Regions from separate parts of the Homo sapiens genome. Here region 2 is linked to region 1. The links are chromatin contacts, found by Hi-C or POLR2A ChIA-PET in ENCODE. All regions are on one chromosome and are shown on one strand. The core of a region is the stretch at or near the end of the contact, and the rest is flanking DNA. Distances in the headings are between cores, read along the strand shown.

Region 1 (3,445 bases), core at 546-3,045:
CTCCATCCAGTTTGCTGGATGAGAGGAGACAGCCATGGGCAACCTCTCAGGCCTGAGTCTTCAACTTTGCCCCCTCATCCCCACCACCGGGACCCTGTATGTGGATGAAGCTGTCTGGCTAAATCTGTCAGTCAGAAATCATTCATTGAGGCCTCTCCCCCAAACTTAGCTCTGTACCAGGTCCAGGGGCAAGGCTGGCATCCTACAAGAGATAAGAGCATGACCTTGGCTCATAGGGAACGAACTGACAGGTATCAAGAGAACCAACCTGGGCTAGGCGCTGTGGCTCACGCCTGTAATCCCAGCACTATGGGAGGCTGAGACAGTTAGATCACCTAAGGTCAGGAGTTCGAGACCAACCCAGCCAACACGGTGAAACCCTGTCTCTATCAAAAATACAAAAAATTTAGCCAGGCGTGGTGGCAGGTGCCTATAATCCCAGCTACTCAGGAGGCTGAGGCAGAAGAATTGCTTGAACCTGGGAGGCAGATGTTGCAGTGAGCCAAGATTGCACCATTGCACTCCAGCCTAGGTGACAAGAGTGAAACTCTGTCTCAAAAAAAAAAAAAAAAAAAAAAGAAAGAAAAGAAAACCAACCTGACTCTCAAGGGAGTACAGTTCTCTATGTGGCAATGCTAACTCCTGGATCGGGTTAGAATTCCAGATGATTCAGAAATTTCCAGAAATATCCAGAAATTTCATCTCCCTCATTTGGGTTTTTCCAAAATAGGGGTTTTGGAGTCTGGCACACCCAAGTGGTGGTTTCCATTCTCGCACCAACTGCTAACATGGCACCTGCCTCCTGAGACCTTGGGACAATTAAATAATGAGATCACATTTGACTGGTGCTTAGGCCATAATGAGTGTTTGTTTATTTCTGATTTATTTATTTTTAGAGACAGGGTCTCACTCTGTCACCCAGGCCAGAGTGCAGTGACACCATCGTAGCTCACTGCAGCCTCGAACTCCTGGACTCAAGCAGTCCTTCTGCCTCAGCCTCCAGGGTAGCTGGAATTACAGACGCAAGCCACCATGAGAAGTATTTGACGCAAGCATGATAAGTATTTGACATGCATCTGATAGCGTTACTAGTCTTTGAGATTCTACAGGACCAAGGAAAGAAATTGACTTGCCCAGGCCCCCGTGGCTGGTTCACAGCAGAAGCAGGAATTTGAATCCACCTCGTTGCTCTTTATCCAGTATGCTTGTCGCCACACAGCACCGCCTTTTCTAAACCCATCGAGAGCAGGGGATTCTTTCTGGGCACCAGACAGCTCCCAAGTTTAATCACCAGAAAACCTCTTTTAAAATTTCCCACTAGGATAAAGGCATCTCCCACCCAGATCTAACAAAGAACCTTGAGCGTGCAGGTTTTCTCCCCCAGTAAGACGAATCCCGCTCCTCTGCAACGCGCCTGCTGCCGCTGTGAAACTTTTCCTCATCTGTGATCATGAATCACCCTGGAACCCAGCGGGGTCAGAGATGGACCTCTCTTCCCACTTTGTAAATGAAGAACTGACAATCAGAGAGGGGCGGTGTCTTTCCTAAATCCACACAGTGCAAGGTTGCATTCTACACCCCAGCTCTGAATCCCAGTCACACCTTCCCAGGCAGCATAGAAGCTGGGCTCCAGCTGGGAGCTTCCTAACCCAAGCCTCATTTGCATACAACCTTGTTTCCATGTCTCTGTGTTCCCAAGACCCAACTAACCCTCTTAGTTGGAAGTAAGTCAGAAAGTGCCCCTTGCAGCAGCCGGAAGCAGCCCTTTCAGAGTATAAATAGAATCGAGGGCTTTGTTGGTAGAGTAACTATTCCAGTCAAGCAGCTCCTTCACATTTGTTATTAATTGTGGTCTGGGCATACGCTGCAGAGGGAAATTCCGGTTGTAGATGTTTATTTACAAGCAGCAGGCTCTAGAGTACACACAGCCCTGGGAGTCAGTGCAGCTTTGAGGTAGAACTCTGGAGCTGGGCCTGTTGGTTAAATCCTGATCATCGTGGATGAGCAGCCACATAGAAATGATGGCTATGACAGTATAATTTATTGAGGATTTGCTAGATGCCAGGCACTGTGCTCTCTCTTCTGGATGTGAATGTCCATGTGGGGTGGATTCTGTGATTATACATACCCATTTTACAGATCAGAATACTAAGGCTTGGAGAGATTGCATAAAAGGTCCAAGGTCATTCACATCTGCCTGACCACAGGTCATGTTCTAAACCCCTGCACCTTGCTTTCTCCTCCCAAATCATTATTGCAGGACACTGCTAACATGATCTTTGCCAGCACCACAACAGTGGAACAGCATGTTGACCCTTGCAAAGCACCTTCATCTCTGCTATGTCTTTGGAGCCCAAGGATTACATAGTCCTCGTTTGACCCACAATGCTGCTAAGAAATAGGGAATTTGAGTAACAGAACTAACACAGCACAGCTATCTACTGGGGGAGCTCTCCGGGACCCCCCATCATCCTCAGCCTTCACACCTGCACTGCAAAAATATACTTGATATTCTCTCTCGATAAACCTGGCTTGTTAACATTCATCTGAAGTCAGCTTCTCCTGCTGCCTCTAATCACTCTGATTTTTCCACTTATTTTCTGTTTTGTGCCATGGGAATCTGATTACATTGTTAAATTCTTTTTTTTTTTTTTTTTTTTTTTTGGAGCTGGGCACTGTTTGGGTTTTGGTCTTTCAAAGAGTTCCGTGTTCATAAAGACCCACATAGCTCTGACCACATGTCATTGTTATATCTGTCCTGCAGCTGAAAGCTGACACATTTCCTCTAGGGACGGATTTTCCTCTTTTTGAAATGAGGACAGTTTGATTGAGCATGGTGACCATGACAGGGCTCTGGGATCACAGACTCACTCCATTCTCAGCTCAGCTACTTTATAACTGGGACCTCTCCAAGCCTCAGCTTCCTTGTGCCTACAATAGAAAGATAATAGCTCTGTTTTCATAGCAGTTTTGATAGAAATGAATAAAATCATGCACAGAAATTGCTTAACACATAGTAGGCACTCAGTAAATGGTTGATCTTTCTCCTGACTCGCTGTCTTCCCCCTCTGCCCCCCATCCCCATCCGCATCTCTATTTCTCCTTCTCTGCATGTCTCCTTTCTTTAGATATTTTTGTTCCTTCCCACCCACCCCTTCCCCAGAATAGCTGTACTCAGAAGAGCTCTGGGTTTTTTGTTCCCCATTCTCTTTGCAGCTCCCCAGACTAACTGTCTGACCCAAAGATGACTTTATATTTAAGCCAAGGGAGCTCTCTTGCTGGAGTGATTTGTCTTTGATTTCACAGGACTCTGCCCTTTCTCCAAAAGAAAAGCATCCATGTCTGTGTCTGTCTGTAAATCTGTTCTGCCTTTTAAAACTCTAAAGAGAAGTTGTAAAAGACCTCAGCATCAACATCCAAGCCCTTTTTAAAGACCAGCATAGAG
Region 2 (3,445 bases), core at 432-2,931, 170 kb before region 1:
TAACTACCTCCCTCTTCCCCAAACCCCATCCACAGGCAAACAACTGATGAGCTTTCTCTCACTCTAGATTTGTTTACATTTTCTGAGTTTCAAACATTAGCGATTAATTGAAAAGTTCTAAAACGCTTTGCAGGCCAAAACAAACAAAAAAAGAAACAACGACAACAAAGTATAGCCCCTCATTGTCCACTCTCACCCCCAGCCCCTGGAAACTGCCATTCTTCTTTCTGTGTCTATGATTTTGACTACGCTAAGTACCTCCTATAAGTGGAATCACACAGTATTTGTCCTTTTGTAACTGGCTGGTTTCTCTTAGCATAAATAATGTCTTTGAGGTTTGTCCCTGTCACGGAATGTGTCAGAATTTCCTTCCTTTTTAAGGCTGACTAGTCCATGGTATGTGTGTATTGCATTTGGTTTATCCACGCAGATCTTCCAGGAGGGACACTAGGCTAGCTTTCCCCTTTTAGCTACTGTGAGTAATGCTGCTTTGAACACAGATATGCCAATAGCTGTTCAAGCCCCTTCTTTTCACTAGGTTGTGAACCCAGAGGAGGAATTGCTGATTATATAGCATTTGACATCTAGTTTTTCTATATTTAATTTTTTGAGAAGCCACCTTATTATCCCTCCATCTGTGAATGACACTTGCTTTTTAAATATAAGGAGTATAAGCATGTGATAACAAAATTCCCCCATGAGAAAAGGATATAAAATAGGAGACTTCTCCTTCTTTTCCAGTCTCTGTCTTTAAAGGAATCATTGCTAACAATTTCTTGTATATCCTTCCATGGGATATACAACCACTTTGCAGAGTTACTGAGAGTCAACTGCTTCGTCTGCTAAATGGGCACATCTCGCTCCAACCACCTCTTTTTATTTTTATTTATTTGTTTATTTATTTATTTAGAGACAGATTCTGGGTCTGTCGCCCAGGCTGGAGTTCAGTGGCATGATCTCAGCTCACTGCAACCTCCGCCTCCTGGGTTCAGGTGATTCTTCTGCCTCAGCCTCCCGAATAGCTGGGATTACAGGTGTGCACCACCATGCCTAGCTAATTTTTGTGTTTTTAGTAGAGATGGGGTTTCACCATGTTGGCCAGGCTGGTCTCGAACTCCCGACCTCAAGTGATCCGCCTGCCTTGGCCTCCCAAAATGCTGGGATTACAGGTGTGAGGCACTGCTCCCAGCCCTCCAACCACCTCTTAGCATTGTTGCCAGACACAAAGGAAAATGGAGACAAAAGTGCATATTTCTTCCAGAACTATCAGAGGCCAGCAGGTCTTCCTACAGAATTCAGCCTAAGCAATCTTTCAAATACAAATACAAATGATGGTCTTTGGAAAGACCAGTATTTTCAAAAGTGTCTTGAGAGTGAATGTCTGGCTCTCTGGAGGTAAGGGGTGTGTGTGTGTGTGTGTGTGTGTGTGTGTGAGAGAGAGAGAGAGAGAGAGAGAGAGAGAGAGAGATATCCTTCATTTCATAGATGTGGAGACTCAAAGCTTTCCCTGGCTTTCTGTTATTCTCTAGGATAACATGAGGCCCAGAAGACACCAAGATTCAGAATTCACAGCAGTGCCTCTGTACAGATCACTGTCCTCTACCCCCAGCTACCCCCACAACATGCCCAGTGGCCTGGCTGGGCTGGATCCTGCTCCCACCCACCACACCTTGTCTAATTTCTCTCCCGCATCCTCCGGGGGCCAGGTTCCCATTTTCATGCCATTCCAGTTTGCTGAAAAGCCCTGGGGTGTCTCTGCCCCCAGGCAGGCTGGGCTGGCCTCACAGAGGTTTTCCATCTCTTAGTCGGCCTCCCTGATTTAAAGCCGCCTGTCAGATGTTGGAGATTAAGTTAGAAATCAGCCATTTGCGCTGAGTTTTGGAGAAGCTGCTGCCAAATGGGAACTCCTGAGTCTTTTCTTCTATATATAGTCTTTAGGGTGAGCTAACTGAAGTTAGCAGGGTTTATTTTAGGAGGTGTCTCCTTGGAGCGGAGTGTGGTGGGTTGGGCTGCCTGCCCGGGGAGCATTTGAAAGATTGCTTAGGCTGACATCCTGCAGGAAGATCTGCTGGCCTCTGACAATTCTGGAAGAAATATGCACTTTTTTCCTGCCTTTTCCTTTGTTTCTGGCAGCAAAGCAAAGGAGTGGTTGAAGGGCTATGTGCCCATTTAGCAGACAAAGCTGTTGAATCTCAGTAACTTTGCAAAGTGGTTGTGATAAAGCGGAGGTAAGACAGGTCCTCTCATTCCTTGTTTTGTATCCCTTGTGGTAAAAGTTAAATTCCTTGAAATATTCTGTCTATGAAGAAATACTAAGAAAGTAGGGGATGGAGTGGGTTTTAATCTGAGCTTAGGAGAATACAGTATAAAGAGCTTGGACTTGAGAGTCATTCCTAGGTTCTAACCCCAGCTCAGCCTCTTACTGGTTCTGCAGCACTGGGCCAGTTACTTTTCTGCCTCAGTCTCAGTTTTCCTGGCTGTGAACTGGTCGTAATTTGCCTTACAGTGTTGTCGTGACGGTGAAAACATGAGTTACAAAGAGTTAAGGCCAGTGAAGTACCTGGCACCTAATACGTGCTTCATAAATGGCAGTTATTGCTTTATTTGAAGAAAAGGAAACTTTTAGCAACATATTCCTAGAAATTACCTCAATTAGAAGGAGACATCTTGCTAGAATACTAACTAGGATTTTAGGTTAAATTATGCAGTCATATATTAAAAGATCCACCTTTTGGGAAATATCCATTGACTGGTGACCTGGCAGAAGGAAACCTCAGGCTCATTTCTCTGCAAGGTCCTGGCCTCTTTGAGTAAGCCCAATAGACATAATCAAGATGACAGTGTATATTATTTAAAAGGTGATTATATTAAAGCATTTTTTGGTGAAAAAAAAAAGTCTTGGAACAAATAAATACCTATTTGGTATGGGAACTGCAGTCTCTTCCTCTTTCTCACACACACCCATGCATATTGTCCCTTCAACATTCGTGCCATTTGTTGTGTTTAATTATAGGGGAAGTGAAATCCTCTCCAAAGTTGCCTGCTAGTTAATTGCTGACGTTTCATTCTCGAACATTTATTGAGAATAAGCTCTGCCCCATGCCTAGTGGAGGAAACCCCCGTGACATTTGAGTACTGTAGACAGGTTTGACCTATTCCAATTCAACAAGAGAGAAAGAAGCAAGGGAGAAAAAGAGCAATGCAGATCATCTGGGTATCTTCTTTGTCCTCCAAAGCCTCAGTTCTTCCCTTTGTACAATGAGCACAGCTGGATTTAATGGGCTCCAGGTTCTTTGCTGCTCTTTGAGGCTGAAACTCAGGGGAGGTAAAGAAATTCTTTTGCTTGTTCTGAACCCCAGTGGGCTGATCCAGAGCTGCTTGTACACCCTCCCCTTTCTAGATGAGATGGTTCCAGCGTGAATGGGGATGCTCCAGTGCTTGAAAC

What was found. Hi-C counts contacts between places; a loop is a spot of excess contacts on that map. ChIA-PET counts read pairs that join two places held with the same protein, here RNA polymerase II (POLR2A). Pooled maps may share reads with other maps.
Region 2: a pooled map shows a loop between it and region 1 (2.5-fold over the local background). The contact joins two enhancer-like sites. A Hi-C loop is called at or near these places in 5 of 168 maps with a recorded cell type or tissue (CD4-positive, alpha-beta T cell, Calu3, cardiac septum and 2 more) and 9 of 50 pooled maps. POLR2A ChIA-PET finds 5 or more read pairs at or near these places in 3 of 52 experiments (AG04450, activated T-cell and activated naive CD8-positive, alpha-beta T cell).

What each region holds. Positions count from the first base shown.
Region 1 is chr16:17,204,186-17,207,630 of GRCh38, reverse strand. All of the region lies in intron 3 of XYLT1 (xylosyltransferase 1), which reads left to right. Among named protein-coding and RNA genes, the nearest start is that of XYLT1, 270 kb to the left of the region's middle. Within about 2 kb of position 1,795, at least 4 of the 41 ENCODE cell types and tissues checked have a DNase peak (open chromatin) inside an H3K27ac peak, as active enhancers do.
Region 2 is chr16:17,377,752-17,381,196 of GRCh38, reverse strand. The region is part of intron 1 of XYLT1 (xylosyltransferase 1); the gene reads left to right. Among named protein-coding and RNA genes, the nearest start is that of XYLT1, 91 kb to the left of the region's middle. Within about 2 kb of position 1,681, at least 16 of the 41 ENCODE cell types and tissues checked have a DNase peak (open chromatin) inside an H3K27ac peak, as active enhancers do.